Regions from separate parts of the Homo sapiens genome. Here region 1 is linked to region 2. A link is a loop called in an ENCODE intact Hi-C map of the cell type or tissue named here. Cell type or tissue: mesothelial cell of epicardium. All regions are shown on one strand. Links, peaks and the distances in the headings refer to the core of each region. The heading gives the core; the rest is flanking DNA. Region 1 has its middle 82 kb from the start of SLC34A2. Region 2 has its middle 59 kb from the start of LINC02357.

The links. A loop is a pair of places that touch in the nucleus more often than their neighbours do. Peaks named below come from ENCODE experiments on the same cell type or tissue, not always from the same donor. Only the 100,000 strongest peaks of a DNase experiment are listed, where the experiment ranks them.
Region 1: it touches region 2 in a loop (29-fold over the local background); 1 of 110 quality-filtered maps calls a loop at or near these places.

The regions. Positions count from the first base shown.
Region 1 is chr4:25,569,863-25,578,197 of GRCh38, reverse strand. No RefSeq gene overlaps it. Among named protein-coding and RNA genes, the nearest start is that of SLC34A2, 82 kb to the left of the region's middle. In mesothelial cell of epicardium, for the core only: no CTCF peak of the experiment used is centred there; a DNase peak (open chromatin) is centred at 4,008.
Region 2 is chr4:26,007,641-26,015,975 of GRCh38, reverse strand. No RefSeq gene overlaps it. Among named protein-coding and RNA genes, the nearest start is that of LINC02357, 59 kb to the left of the region's middle. In mesothelial cell of epicardium, for the core only: no CTCF peak of the experiment used is centred there; no DNase peak of the experiment used is centred there.

The sequences.
Region 1 (8,335 bases), core at 11-8,010, 440 kb after region 2:
AATTCCACGTCAGCCTCACTCCCACCCTAATTTGATCTCGTGCAAGTGCCCTAACCTAAGTTGGTGTTTTTTTTGTTTGTTTTTGTTTTTTTGAGACAGATTCTCCTCGCTCCGTCACCTAGGCTAAGTGCAATGGCACCATCTCAGCTCACTGTAACCTCTGCCTCCTGGATCCAAGCAGTTCTCCTGCCTCAACCTCCCAAGTAGCTGAGACTACAGGTGTGCACCACCACCCTGGCTAATTTTTGTACTTTTTGTAGAGATAGGGTTTCACCATGTTTCCCAGGCTGGTCTCGAACTCCTGGCCTCATGTGATCCACCCACCTCAGCCTCCTACGGTGTTGGAATTACAGGCATGAGCCACTGCACCCAGCCACAGATTCACGTCCTTAACTTAAACGCAGAGTTCACAGAATTGTAAGGGGGAAAAGATATTTAAATATTTACTGAGAGCACAATGGTGCACACCTGTAGTCTCAACTACTTAGGATTTGAAGCGGGAGGATCACTTGAACCCAGGTGTTCGAGGCCGGCTTGGGCAGGCAACATAGTGAGACCCTGTCTCTAAAAAACAAAACAAAGTATTTCCTGAGTACCAAGCCCTGTTTTAAGCAACGGGGACATGCAGTAAACAAAACAAAAGTCTGCCTTCATGGAGTTTATAACTGAGAGGGCAAGATGAACACTCAACACACACAGAAGTCAAAGCAGAGTGTATCAGATGGTGGTGAGAAGGGAGTGGGGAGAGTCGGGGAGGCCGCTGTTTTATTTAGGGCGGTCCGGGGAGGCTCATGTTAAGAAGACGTGAGGCAGGGCTGGGCGCAGTGGTTCACGCCTGTAATCCCAGCACTTCGGGAGGCCAAGGCGGGCAGATCACAAGGTCAAGAAATCGAAACCATCCTGGCCAACATGGTGAAACCCCGTCTCTACTAAAATACAAAAATTAGCTGGGCGTGGTGACACAGGCCTGTAGTCCCAGCTACTCAGGAGGCTGAGGCAGGAGAATCGCTTGAACCCAGGAGGCGGAGGTTGCAGTGAGCCAAGATCATACCGCTGCACTCCAGCCTGGGTGACAGAACAAGACTCTTGTCTCAAAAAAAAAAAAAAAAAAAAAAAAAAAAAAACACACCAGCTGTAGTGGCTCATGCCTGTAATCCCAGCACTTTGGGAGGCCAAGGCAGGCAGATCACCTGAGGTCAGGAGTTCGAGCCCAGCCTGGCCAGCATGGTAAAACTCTGTCTGTACTAAAAAATAAAAAAGACATGAGGCAGTCATGCAAATATCTAGGGGAAAAGGATTCCTGGCAGAAGGAACAGCAAAAGCAGAGCCCCTGAGGCAGGGACTTTTTGTGGATTTCACGTCACGAGGAGACCAGTGTAGCAAGCAGGGGTGAAGAGGTGTTCAAATAGGAGGATGCAGGAAATATCTGGTTTTCACCCGGAGTGAGCTGGAAAGCCATGGAAACGCTATGGTTGGCTTCTATTTGAAAGGTTTGCTTAGTCTGCTGTGAGAGAGGTTGGAAGGATCAACGGCCTGAAAAGAGAGACCAATTAGAGGCTACTGAAATAGTCCAGGCAGGAGATAATGGCTGTTTCAGTGTGACAATGGGGCGGAAGGACTGAGATGTGAATGGGAGAGGGGCACGTTTTGAAGGTAGGTTCAGCAGGATTTGTTGGAGTCTTAGCTGTTGGTATGAGAGAAAAGGGTCATTGATAACTGCAGTGTATTTGGCCCGAGCACCTAGAAGGATGGAGCTGCCACTAACTGAAATGAGCAAAACCACAGGAAGACTAGGATGGCAGAGAAGAAAACAAGAGTTCAGTTTGGGCTAAGTTTGAGAAGTCTATTGGATATACTGGTCTATTGGTTTGGATGTGCTCACCCAGGGACTAGGTACAGAGGGAGAAGAGAAGAGTTCAAGGACTCTGGGCTTAGACATCAAGGAGACGAGGAGAAGCAAAGAAGACCAGAAGGAGTGGTCAGTGGGGTAGGAGACAACACCAGGTACCCAATGAGTCTGTGCCACGGGTTGGCAAGTTGGCCCATTAAGGGGCACATAGTAAATATTTTTGGCTTTGTGGACTATGTGGTCTCTGTTGCCACCTCTCAACGCTGCCATTATAGTGCAAAAGCAGCCAAAGACAATATGGAAGTGAATGGACACGGTTGTTCCAGTAAAGCTTTACTGGATTTGGCCTGCAGGCTGTAGTTTGTCAAACCTTGGTGAATCTACATGGCGCCCATGAGCTGTGCAATGAGGAGAAAGAATGGTAGCCATGGTGTTCTGGAAGCCAAGTGGACAAAGTGTTGCAAAGGGGAGTAATCAGTGGTATCAAATGTGGCTGACAGTTTGAGTCAGATGAAGAAAGAGAAGCAGCCATTGACTATGGGAACACAGAGATCACAGATGGCCTCAGCAGGAGCACTTTTCCTGGAGTGGTAAGAACAAAAGCCTGATGAGAGTGAGCTCTAAATTGTAAGCATGGGCATGAGCAGAAACAACTCTTTCGAAGAGTTTTTTAGGACTCATTCAGTGGTGGAAACTGAGCATTTTTCCATTGTTTCAAGTAACTTGTGCTATTTGTACTTGTAAGAAAAAACAGCCCTTAGGATCTAGAGTTAAGTTAGAAGCCATCAAAATATGGTTAAGAGGCTGGGCACGGTGGCTCACGCCTGTAATCCTAGCACTTTGGGAGCCCAAGGCAGGCGGATAACTTGAGGTCAGCACTTCAAGACCAGCCTGGCCAACATGGTGAAACCCCTCGTCTCTACCAAAATTACAAAAATTAGCCAGGCGTGGTGGCGGGTGCCTGTAATCTCAGCTACTTGGGAGGCTGAGACAGGAGAATCTTTTGAACCCAGGAGGAGGAGGTTGCAGTGAGCGGAGATCGTACCACTGCACTCCAGCCTGGGTGACAGAGTGAGATTCCTTCTCTTTTTGTTTTTTAATTTTTTTTTTTTTCAGACAGAGTCTTGCTCTGTCGCCTAGGCTGGTGTGCAGCGGCATGATCTTGGCTCACTGCAGCCTTGAGTTTCCTTCTCAAAAATAAAATAAAATAAATAAATAAATATAAGGTTAAGATTTGATGGTGTGGTCCCAGGCATTATTTAGATGGGCCACTGTATTGCAGATCCCAAACACCCAATGCCTATTTATTTGTATGTTGCCCTGTGATAAAAAGTCTTTTTTTTTTTTTTGAGACAGGGTCTCACTCTGTCACCCAGGCTGGAGTACAGTGGCACGATCTTCACTTACTGCAACCTCCACCTCCCAGGTTCAAGCGATCCTGCCACCTCAGCCTCCCAAATAGCTGGGATTTACAGGCACGCACCACATCTGGCTAATTTTTGTATTTTTAGTAAACATGGAGTTTCACCATGTTGTCCAGGCTGGTCTCAAACTCCTGACCTCAAAGTGACCCGCCCGCTTCGGCCTCCCCAACCGCTGGCATTATAGGTGTGAACCACTGTGCCCAGCCTGAAAAAATCGTAAGACAAGTGTCTGCATCATGGTTAGAGGAAGTCCCTGCCGGGCCAAAATATTCCATTCTGAACTCGGATAGTAGCCTGCACATTCCTGCTGTCTACACAGCCAAGCAAGTTTTTCATTAACTGGGGTGAGTTATTGGCATGAGGATCCATCCACTGAAAAAGCCAAAATTTATGCCATACTTTGTTTCCCAGAGAGCCCAAACTATTTCATGTAAATTACCTCATTGATCTCCAAAGCCCTTGTGTGAGATTTAGAATTATTACTTTTTTTTCACCTTGACACCCAGTCTGTAGGGGGGCAATAAATATTACATTCTGCTGTTCATGATGCAGGACTGAGGACCATGCCAGTGAACTTCGAATTGTGGCTTTCGCATCTGAGCAGAGCCCTGGCGCGGGGAGCTGAGTAGGAGAGGACTGGTCTCACAGACCGCCCTGGGCATGTGTCCTGGGCACACTCAACCTCAGATCTTGCCTGCTTGTGGGATCACATGTGGCATCCTATGACCCTGCTTTCTTCTGTACACCCCTTGCCAACCACAAGTGGATTGGGAATGGGGCCCGTCCCCAGTAGCCCGTGTCTATGTCTGGCATAGCATCATGAGCTGGGGCCAATCCTCTGCCTCTCTCGGGAAAAAGTCCCCCATCAGACACAAGGAGATGAGAGGAGCAGACACACAGAGAGCCCCCATCACATTGATGGTGCAACCCTAAGGTGAAAATCCATGAATTTCTGAATGCAAGAGGTCCCTGGTGCTAGCTTGGATGCAGATGCCCTATAACTATGCTTCCAGGGAGTCTACGTCCTCTTGCACTTCCTGCTCCTAGCTTTCCATGAGATTCTGTCCTTATGATCATCACACACACACAGCCCTGGGACCAGCATTCTTTCTTTTTGAGGGAATTCCAGGAGAACTTTATTCCTTGTAACCAAGCACTTAGCTCCAACTCAGATGAAGCTGACCCACATCTACCAAGGCTTGGGAGCACCAAACAGCAAACTATTCAAGCAGCCTCTTGCTCTTGAAGTTCTGTCTGATTAAAAACAGGCAGTAGTTGGAAGGGGTGAAAGAGCGCCACAGCAAGGTGGGTATTTTGGTGAGCAGGCACCCTGGGGACTTCCTCTCTGGTTTGTTTTTCTTTCTTTTTTTTTTTTAAGAGACAGGGTTGGCAGGTGCTGTGGCTCACACCTATAATCCCAACATTTTGGGAGGCCAAGGTAGGAGGATTGCTTGAGCTCAGGAGTTCGAGGCCAAGCACGGGTGGCTCACGCCTATAATCCCAGCACTTTGGGAGTTTGAGGTGGGAGGATCAGTTAAGGTCAGGAGCTCGAGACCAGCCTGGCCAACGTGATGAAACCCTATTTCTACTAAAAATATATAAAAAAAAAATTAGCTGGGTGTGGTTGTGGGCACCTGTAATCCCAGCTATTTGTGAGACTGAGGCAGGAGAATCACTTGAACCCGGGAGGCGGAGGTTGCGGTAAGCCGAGATCCCACCACTACGCTCCAGCCTGGGTGACAGAGTGAGATTCCATCTTAAAAACAGACAAGGGCCGGATGTAGTGGCTCACGCCTGTAATCCCAGCACTTCGGGAGGCTGAAGCAGGCGGATCACCTGAGGTCAGGAGTTCGAGACTAGCCTGGCCAACATGGCAAAAACCCGTCTCTACTAAAAACACACGAAAATTTAGCCAGGCATAGTGGGGCGCGCCTGTAATCCCAACTACTCGGGAGGCTGAGGCAGGAGAATCTCTCGAACCTGGGAGGCAGAGGTTGCAGTGAGCCGAGATTGCGACATTGTACCTCAGCCTGGGCGACAAGAGCAAAACTCCGTCTCAAAAAACCAAAAACAAACAAATAAAACCTCTGATGAAAGGAGTTTGAGACCAGCCTGGACAACACAGTGAGACCCCAACTCTACAAAAAAATAAAATTAGCTGGATGTAGCGGTGCACGCCTGCAGGCCCAGTGACTCGAGAGGCTGAGGTGGGAGGATCTCTTGAGCCCAGGAGGTTGAGGCTGCAGTGAGCAATGATTGTGCCACTATACTCCAGCCTGGGTGGCAAACCGAGATGTTGTCCAGGCTGGAGTGCAGTGGTACCATCATGGCTCACTGTAACCTCAAACTCCTGGGCTTAAGCAATCCTCACACGTCCCAAGTAACTTGGACCACAGGCACATGCCACCATGCCTTGCTCCTGGTTTGTTTTTCTTCTTCCAAAAGTTCTGTATTATTCTAGGTCATCTCTGTTGTGTAGACCCAGAGACCCACCCTGCCCTAGCTCATCATTTGTTCATTTATTCAACATTCACTGGACACCTACTATGAGCCCAACACCCTAGGCACTGAGGCTACAAGAGTGAATAAGTCAGACCCAATCTCTGACCTTCAGGGCTACAGTGTAAAAAGAGAAACAGACGATTAAACAAGCAAGTGCATTATGATGTCCTGTGGCCTCAGAGAGGAAACTGGGTAGAGGAAACCCCAGGGCAGGCAAAGCAACTTCTTGTCTTGAGGAAGTCATGGGGGCTTCCTGGAGAAAGTGGCCCCTAAGCTGAGGCTTGACAGGGAGTTGGGGTTACTCAAGGAGGAGGCAGAAGGGTGTTGGAGGCAATGGAAGCCACACAACTGAGCAAAGGCCAGGCCAGGTCAAGGTCCCTGGAGCAATCGGATTAAAATGAGACACAATCCAGGGTCCCAAAATGCCCCAGTGGGAGAGGGGACAGCACATGCTCCCAAGTTCCTGTCTTACTCATAACATTTTTTATTCTAAATGAAGCTTAGGATCCAGTCAGTCCACCTCGGAGCAGACCTACATTTCCATCCTGAGCCCAGAGAATCTTTTGGCTGGAAACCAAAGCAAACCGAGAGCAGCTCATTCATAGGACCCCAGTTGACCACATCCACAGCAGAGAAAGGGGGGCTGCAGCCCATAGACTCGGGGCTATGCCTGCTGCCAGCACAGGAGAAAACACACCAGGGGCTGGAGACCCCAGGGGTCCCCCAGAAGAGGGGTGATGGTGTATTTCCCTAAGAGTTTTTTCTCCACCATATTTCCTGGATGTATCTCTGGGGTTGATTCCACACATCTCGCCAGCCCAGAATGGGGAGATCTGGCCTTTATGTGTCAAAGGATCTATGTAGCAATGGGGTTCAGCTTCTGCTCTGCATGGCTTTAGGGATTGCCAGCACGTGCTCCCCTTTTTCATCCCATCACAGTGAGCTACGATTATGTTTGGAGCAAGCCAAAAAAATTGCATTCCAGCCTGAGCCACAGAGTGAGACCCTGTCTTCAAAACAAACAACCAAACAAAAAATAGAGAGAGAGAGACAGGGTCTTACTATGTTGGCCAGGCTGGTCTGGAAGTCCTAAGTTCGTGCCTTGGCCTCCCGAAGTGTTGGGATTACAGGCATGAGCCACTATGCCTGGCCCCATCTCTATTTAAAAAAAAAAAAAAAAAAAAAAGAAGAGTGAAGCAGGCTGGGTCTGCATTAGAAACATCTGAAGTTCATACCATAGGTTAGTGAGGTGAAGACAGACCAGGTTCCATCCTAGGCTATAGGCCACAGAACTCAACTTACGTCCAATAAATGATCACTGTGTGCCAGGTAGTTACTATCATTATTATTCCCTTTTACAGATGAGGAAACAAAGGCCCAGAGAGGTCAAGTGACTTGCCCAAAGTCTCACAGCTAGGAAATGTAGAAGCTGAGATATGGATTCTGGTAATCTGCTACTAGAAGTCAAGGGTTAGAGGTCAGAACTGCATCGGTTTAAGTCCAGCTGGGAAATCTGATACACACACCTGGTAAGTGGGTTTTAAGGATGACATGCATCTTAAATAGCTCTTCATGGCTGCTCTTCAGGCAGCTGAGGCTCTGAAGAAAACTTAGCAGCTGGAATTGCAAATGTTTGTTGAATGAATTAATGACTGAACCAGGGTTATTTGGGGCCTCATCTTCCTTTCCACCTTCTTCCCTTGGCTTCTCTCTTAAAGGATTTTATCCTCCAAGACACTTCTTACCTCACTTGTCCACTCTGATAGCCAGTTCTTCCCCTCTCTGACCTCTCCCGTAATTCCCAGCCTCACTGGGACTCTGGGTTAAAGTTGTGGCTCTGCCACTCACTAGTTCTGTGACTTGGTGCAGTTTCTTTTCCTTTTTTTTTTTTTTTTCAGATGGAGTTTTGCTTTTGTTGCCCAGGCTAGAGTGCAATGGCACAATCTCGGCTCACTACAACCTCCGCCTCCCAGGTACAAGCAATTTTCCTGACTCAGCCTCCCATGTAGATGGGATTAGAGGTGTGTGCCACAACGCCTGGCTAATTTTTTTTTTTTTTTTTTTTTGAGACGGAGTCTCGCTCTGTCACCCAGGCTGGAGTGCAGTGGCACGATCTTGGCTCACTGCAACCTCTGCCTCCTGGATTCAAGTGATTCTCCTGCCGCAGCTTCCTGAGTAGCTGGGATTACAGGTGCCCGCCACCATGCCCAGCTAATTTTTGTATTTTTAGCAGAGACAGGGTTTCACCATGTTGATCAGGATGGTCTCGAACCCTTGACCTCAGGTGATCCACCTGCCTTGGCCTCCCAAATGCTGGGATTATAGGCATGAGCCACCATGCCCATCCAGAGTTGGTGCAGTTTCTTAACTCCTCTGAGTCTCTACTTTCTGGACTGCTAAAAAGAAGTCGATGGCCCTATCCTCTTAGACCAGTGGATCAAATAGAATAACGCAGAGCATTGCTTGACAGCATGACTGTGCCCAGCTCATAGGAGGTATTTGCTCCCCTCCTCTTTAGCTTTCAAGCATAATAAACCTTTGGACTTTCCCTCTATCAATC
Region 2 (8,335 bases), core at 321-8,320:
TTGAGGTCAAGAGTGCTTTGAGATGGTCAAGAATAGAGTTCCTGACTCCTCTCTTCCATCCTTGAAGGCTTTTACTAAATAATGTTTACAATCCATGCATGTTGGCCAAACTGCTAGCTACAGCTTTGCCTCCTGACAACTTTTCTTCCCTTCATTTGTGAGAGGCAAGGAATTATGGATTCAAAGCGGGCCGTGGCTACCAGACCTTTGATCTTCTGGGTCTCAAGTGGTCAGAGAGTCCCAGAAGGCTCCACACACAAGCCCCTGGGCACCTCAGGGAAAGGCAGATGTGTCTCTCATGCATGCCGGTCATCCCATCTGCTAATGACTTCCCTCCTTCCTAATGGTCTTCTCTTTGCCTCAGAATCCACAGCAAGTTGCATTCCTGACTGGAGATGTCAGGGGGACCTCGTGTGAACTGCCAGCACTGAATCGTTTCTGAGGTTGGAAGAAATAGTTGGGAGGCTGCCCTCACCTTCCAGCTTGGAACTGGGCTGAATGCAGTCCTATGGCTCACTCCGCAGGCCACCCGCTTGGCTGGGACACAGCTTTGGCAAGCCTTGCTCCTGGCAGGCTGGACTCATGAGAACCCTGGCATTTCAGAGCGTGTGTCAGGGCATGTGGAAGGAGAATGCAGTGTGGTCACAGGGTAAGCCAAGACCGGGGAGATGGCCTGCATGATAAGAGGGGAAGTGGACCCAAGGGGGTTGGGAGTCAGAATTTCTGAACCCTGAAATCATCTCTGTGAGGCACTGGGGAGTGTCAACTCTGAGGATGATGAGGGGAACTGTGGGCCCTACGTTGCCCCCCCAAAGCCAATGACAAGCATTTGGCTCAGTGATATGAGCTGATCGATGATTCAGCCAACATCTCCTCCTCCAGGAAGATTTCTCGGGTTACCCCATTAGCTTTTCTGCTGGTAACTGCCACTAAGACTCCCACCCCAGGAAGGGATGATCTCCGCTAAGTTATTTCTGCCACTAAATTCTTCCCATGAGATCCTGTCAAAAATTATGGAAACTGAAGCTTAAACAAGAGAGGGCTTTTCACCTACTGCTTGAGCTGAGAGTTCCCACCTCCCTGGCAGAATGCCATGTGACACAGAACCTTTGAACCCATGTCTCGAAAATGGTACCAGAGGCCATGAACCTCCCTCAGAATGACATTTTCCAGGCTTCTTGTCCTCTCATAGTACAGATCCAAGTGCCTGTTGGTCCCTAAGAGGGGAGGAAAACTTCCGTCTGCCCAAACTAAGACCCTGTTCTTTTCTTGACCCATGGGAGTATTCACGGCCTGTAGGAGAAACCCATTCAGCAAGTGATTCACTGGCCCATTGATCCATTGATCTGCTGATCTATTGCTTGCATGCAAAGCCCCATTCCACCTGCTGGGCTTGTCCCCCTGCCTCATATAAGACACAGCTAATGCATTTCTAAAGCCTGGGTTTGCTGGTCTTAAATGACACCATATGGTGGTCACAACATCCTGGCCCAGGCTAAGTCCTGGTCATAGTTTTTCCTCTGACATTAGGAGTGAAAAGTCCAGGCTCTCCGTCCCTCTGCTACGGATGTCCCCTCAATCTCCTGTGGGCAAAGAAAGGGCAAGGGCACAAGTACTTCCAAGAAACAAACAATGATTTCCAGTTGTGATGCTGCATAAATACAGATTGAGGAAGGAAAAGGTTCTCTAACTCAGCAAGGAGATAGTGCTGGGAGTACTCCCAATTTGCATAATAGATAGAGTACTTCTCAGTCTGCCTTTCAGCTGCTTCATGATGTTGGACCCCTCCTCCCCAGTGGTGGGTAAGCACTTTCATTAGGACTAAGAGGTCTTCCCGAGTGCTCCCTCTCAAAAGCAATAGAGAGTGTGCCTCACCAACATAGAGTTTCCTGGATCAAAAACTTCCTACAAACTGGCAGATTTTCCAACTTCAATAATTTAACACCTGCTAGTACTTGTTACAACTATGTATTCTGTGCCAGGCATGGAGCTGAGTGCTTTACATATGGGACCTTGTTTAATTCTCACAGTCATCCTGGAAAGTGGCTTCTATTTTTACTTCTGTTTAACAGATGAGGAAGCGAAGGTTCAGAGAGGTTATATTGTTCAAAGTCCCACAATGAGTGAGTGAACCAGGATTCAAACCCTTGTCAGACTCCAAGCCCATGCTCTTAGCCATCACACCATATGACCTCCAAAATGGAGCCCCGTCACCAAGTGCAGGAGAACCACACATCCTGGGATTTCCAAGTCCCTACACATTTAAAATGTCCTGTGGCTTTTTGTCATAAAAATACTTGAGCTTGTCAGATGAGTATCTTGATTTGAGGTTTGACAATATATTCACCCAAACTGTTTTCCAAACTCGCTTCAGCAATGCCTTACGTCATGGGGCTTTTAAAAGCACAGATCCAAGCATCTTGCCCCAAACCTATTAAAAGTCAGACTCTCCAAGGGAGGATCCAGGGAATCTGTATTTCTAAAACAAATTCCCAGGATGATGCCTATGACGCCTATGAGCTACAATGTGTGAGCAACTGTTTCCATGCTTGATGGAGTGAGAGGAATAAAACCTGCTTAAGAAATGGTCCTTAAATTCAAAAAACACATATTTCAGTAAGGGGGCAAGATAGAGTCAAATACCAAAGTGTGCAACAGCTAAATAACAAGCTGTATAGTCCTAACTATGGAACAATTCAGAAAAGGGGTAAATCATGAACTAGAAAAATCAGAGAAGGCTGCACAGAAGAGGAGGGACTTGAAGTGGGCTGTGTAAGATTTGGAGGAGGGAGAAAGAAGAGAGAAGGGTATTCCAGACAGGAAGAGCACAAAGAGCAAAAGTCTTGAGGGGAGAATGAGCTTGATATTTTTTTATGAAGCAGGGAGAGGGTCAGCCCACCAATCTGGGGGATGGAGAGAGAACGTGCAGGAAGGAAGTTAGCCTAAGCAGGGCAGGTTCTGGCACGAGGTTGGTTTAGGTGTGGGTAGCACAAGGGAGCCACTGTGGGCTCTAGAGCAAGTACTCACATGATAAAGGGTGATTAAGTTAAGGTAGAGCCTGAGATGGTGACAGGAGAATTAGCCAGATCCCTGCTCTCCAGCTCTTTGAAAACAGATGAGAGACTGCACCAGAGAACACCCAGGAGTGTCCTAAATCTGGGGGTCCCCTGAGGCCTTAGGGGAGGGATCCTTTCTTGGCACCCGATTCTGCAAAAGCTATCTTCAAGTGAGGTGTTGGGCTGAGAAGGAGGCATTTGGAGAATGGGGTTGTGAGGTTGTGCACACCTGTTTCCTAAATGGAGCAGTGAGTGAGGGAAGGAGACAGTACACACACACACACACACACACACACACACACACACACACCCCAGAGGGGGAGGCTCAGACAAAGCCAGAGAGCAGTGGAAATTCTGCATAAGCTATCTTAAGCAATTTGATGTGAGTCTAAATTATTTTGGCACCAAAGCATGATAGACCATATGGAGAGAAAAAAGTGTGCAAAAAGAAAGGTTGAAAAACATTTTTTTACAAAATAAAGAAACAAGGGCTCATACAGAAAGAAACCAAGAGTCTGGCCTGATGGCCCTGATATATAGCAGAGTTTAGTCAAATCTTTCTGTAAAAAAGTGAGACATTCTGAGGAACCAGCTTCACTGGGTTGCAATAATTTTATGTGCCAAATAAATGGTCCTAATTATAAGAGAGAGAATTGGTCGAGACTGTTGGTTTGAGGGAACTCAAGTTCAGAGCACTTCAAGACAAAAGGGAAAGGCGCTGGCTCACGTAGTAGAGTAGTCTCGCTTCAGGCACAGCTCAATCCAGGGCACTCTTGTGATATAATCAGGATATTCTTTGCCCATATCTCAAATTTGCTTTCCTCAGTGTGCCCTCACTTCTTGACACTTTTTCCATGTTGCAGAAAACCTGATGCTCATTGTCTCCAGCCATGGTCCGTCAGAAGGAGAGAAATCCTCCCTCTCCCAAAGCCCATTTTGTTCCTTTGCCCACTCTTGGACCCATCACTGTGTCAGGTAAATGGGGTACTCGGGTTGGCCAACCTGAGTTTTATGGCTCCTCAGGTGGTGGGAAGGCAGTTCCCCTTGATTGACAGCCCATCAGATTTCCAAAGTGTTGGGAGGAAGAAAAGTCTCCAAGAGGAAAAAATGTGGCACAGAAAAGAGAGTTAGATATTGGTGATAGTGCTACAGGAGTTCAGTGTCCAGAGAAATGCTCTCTAAGGAGAATAGTCATGGAAGACTTCCCCAGGGAAGTGTGATATGTGTTCAGCCTCAAAGGGCAAAGAGAACTTGGGTCTTGGGAGGAGACAATGTGGTGTTACAGCAAAACGCATGGCTTGGGCAAAGACACTGCAGGAGTCCTTGCTCCTAAAAGATTTCCACCAATCTCTGGTTATATTCAAATGTCAATTTCCTCTCACTGTCCCTTTGTGTGCTTAATTAATGGTGGTATTGAGGCTGAAGAGAGCAGCATTGGGGGTTCTGTCTGTACTTAAGAGGCAAGATCACTTAGGCATGGTGGCTCACTCCTGTAATCCCAGAACTTTGGAAAGCTGAGGTGAGAGGATCACTTGAGGTCAGAGTTTGAGACCAGCCTGGGCAACATTAACTGTGTTGACCCCATCTCTACGAATACATATATGTGTGTGTATATATATATATACATATATACATATAAATACACACATACAGACAGACACACACACACACACACACACACATATATATATATATATATATATATTTAAATTAGCTGGGTATGGTGACTCTTACCTAGTCCCAGCTATTCAGGAGGCTGAGGTTGGAGGATCTCTTGAGCCCAGGAATTGGAGACTGCAGTGAGCTATGATCATGCCACTACGGTCTAGCTTGATGACAGACCAAGACCCTGTCTCAAAAAAAGAAAAAAAAAGACAGGATCACTTATTTCTCTTAGGTCATGAAATAAAAGGGAACCAGTCCCAAAAAATGCTGGGCAAAATGAGAGGCTGTCCTCATTTCCCAATGCACAGAAGACTCTACACTCCTGGAAACCACTAACCATGTTGGACACAGCCAAGTTCAATGTGATCACTTCCCTTCAAGGGTCCTACATCAGTGCCTTGGGTGGCAGTCACATTTGTCCTCTAAGTGATCCCATTTATATCAATCAAAAGCTACTTCCCTCATTTCCCACTCACTCAGCTGGGGCTTGGTGAAGAGTCTCTGTCCCCAGCTGTGGGGGTTCTGGGTGGTCTTGCAAAAGGAGAGGCTGATCCAGTCTTGTTGGTCCTGGCTCACATGCACTCACTCATTCACTGATTACTTATTGAGACTTTGTCATATGTAAGGCACAGTGCTAAGCCTAGGTGCTGAAGAGACAATTCAACATAGTCTTTGCCCTTAATGAGCTGTTTACTGGGGAGAGAGATGTGTGGTAGATAAAAAACACGTTTGCTACTGAAGATCCCCACCTATTTGGAGATAATTGTTCCTTCCTTGCCTCATTCATCTGTTTTACCAAAGACTGTTAATCACAGATCCTATCTCTCTCTGCACCACAATCGTTGGCTCAGGCACAGGCAAATGAAGCAATCTGATTAAAAAAAAAAAGAGAGAGAGAGAGAGAGAGAACATCTTTATTGGGATTTTTCAAGCTTTAGTCTGCAGGTGCCATGTTCTTTTCTTGTTTTTCATGATGATTGGAGGATGTGACATGTAATGGTATGATGAGATATTTTTCAATTAAAATTCTGAATTTAGAGCATATAAAAACATAACCATTTTTAAAATGTTGATTTTGCATCCAGCAATCTTGTTTAACTCACATATTCATTTGAATAATCTGACAGTGAATATTCCTGGGGTTTGGGAGGAGGGATTTCTATGCAGATAATTGTATTGCCTGCATATAAAAAGTCTCACCTCTTCTCTTCCAAGTATTAAGCTGCTTATTTATTTTCCAGCTTTGCCTTAGACAGGAACTCCAGTACTGAATAGTTGGCTGAGAGTGGGCATCCTTGTCTTGTTTCTGATTTTAATGCAAATGATTCACAGGTTGCACAATTAATATAGTGCAGTCATAAAAAAGAAAATCTTCAAGATGTATGAACTGAAATTTGTATGTATTTCTTATAACATTTTTATACCAATGGTAGCATACTGCACACATTGTTTTGCACATTACTAAGCCTATACATATATGCTTGCATACGGTTTGAATATCTGTGGATGAATACAAACGAAACTGGAAACATAAGCAATTTCCAGGGAAGGAACTGGGTAGGTGGAGTGTGTGTATGTGGCGGGTAGTAGGGGTTATATTTACCTCAAAGTATCACTTTAGCTGTATACTTGTTTGATATGTAATCATTTGAATGCTCTTCAGTTCAAAATATTTTCTGTTTCATTATGATTTCCCTTCTAACCCATCTGTTGTTTAGAGTGCATTTTTTAGTTTCCAAACTTTTGGAAGTTTGACATTCAATTTAATTGCAATGTGAACAGAGAATGTAGACCTTATTATTTTATCTCTTTGAAAATATTGTGATCTAACATATGATCACTTTTTAAGTGTTCCACATGTATCTGAAAATAATGTGTATTCTTCATTTAATGGATACAGCATTTTATATAGATTTTAAAGTGTTTAATGTTTTTGTTTAAATTTAAATTCTAAATATTTTTGTCAGCTTTATATAACATTTTTAAAAGATCAGTTAAAATTTTCCATTATAACAATTTTTTCCCATTTTTTCTAGTAATTTAGTCAGTTTTGCTTTTTATATTTTGAGGTTACATTGGTAAGGCCATGTAAGTTTATTACTACTATACATTCTTAGAAAGTCATTTCTTTTAATGTTCTATATCATCCCTTTGTTGCTATTACTTTTTTTACATTAAACTTTATTTTGTCTGACTTAACTATTATAATCTCAGCATTATTCTTGTTAGTATTTGTACAATATTGTATATCTTTTTCTCTACCTCTACTACAATTTTGCTATGTGGCTTTGACAGTATGCCCCAGAATTTTAAAAACTTTAATCTGATAATCCCTACATCTTTATCAATGAATTTATTCCATTTACATTTATTGTAATTACTGATCTACTTGAAGCAATTCCTACCATTTTATTTTGCACTTTCTATTTGCCGTTCATTTTCTTTGTTTCCTTTTTTCCTTCCATTTACTCTGCTGCATTGATAAAGTTTTCTATTACCTTTATAATTCACACAAAATAAATCTGAAGTCATTCCATATTTCTGTGCTCATTTAAATCATGAAAAGAAACATAAACACATTATAATTATCATCTTACTTATCTTGTTATTGTCAGCTAAGTTTTATCTCTTCTTTAAAAATTAATAATTTTTGGCCAGGCTTGGTGGCTCATGCCTGTAATCCCAGCACTTTGGGAGGCCGAGGTGGGCAGATCACTTGAGGCCAGGAGTTCAAGACCAGGCTGGCCAACATGGTGAAACCCCATCTCTACTAAAAATACAAAAATTAGCCAGGTGTGGTGGCACACGCCTGTAATCCCAGCTACTTGAGAGGCTGAGACAGGAGAATCCCTTGAACCCAGGAGGTAGAGGTGGCAGTGAGCTCAGATAGTGGCAGTGAGCTGAGATAGTGCCACTGCACTCCAGCCTGGGTGACAGAGTCAGACTCCATCTCAAAAAAGAAAAAAAAAAAAAAAAAGAAAAAAGAAAAAAAGAAAGAAACAAAAGAAAAAAATTAATAATTTTTATACTTCATAATTAAGTTTACCAAACAGATGATCAAGTCCTCACTGTTTCTTGACTCCTATGCCTTCCCTTTTAGTTAATTTTTCTTCTTGTGGAAATACATACATTAATAATTTTTAAAATGAATGTCTATGGGTAATATATGTCTTTTAATTTTCGTGCACCAAAACATTTCTTAATTTAGCTGGAAATAAAATCTTAGGTTGTCATTTATTTTCCCTCATTACTTTGAACATATTTCTCTACAGTGAGAAGCATTACAGAGCAGTAAGTATGAGCATTTGGAGCCAGATCAGCTCAGTTTGAGTCCCAGCTTCTCTACTTACTAGATGCAAGACCTTGGACAAGAACCATTAAACTTCCTTTTGGCTCAGTTTCCTCAACTGTAAAAAGGGGATAATAAGAATCCCATCTCACAGAATTGTTGTGAAGATTAAATTAGTTAATATGCATGAAGTACTTTGCATTATGCTTGGGACATAGTACCATTTAAGTGTTAGCTGTTGTTATTACTATCTCTGACTTCATTGTGGCTCATGAGAAAATTACCATCAGTCTAACTGTGCTTCATTGTTAGATAATCTAATTCT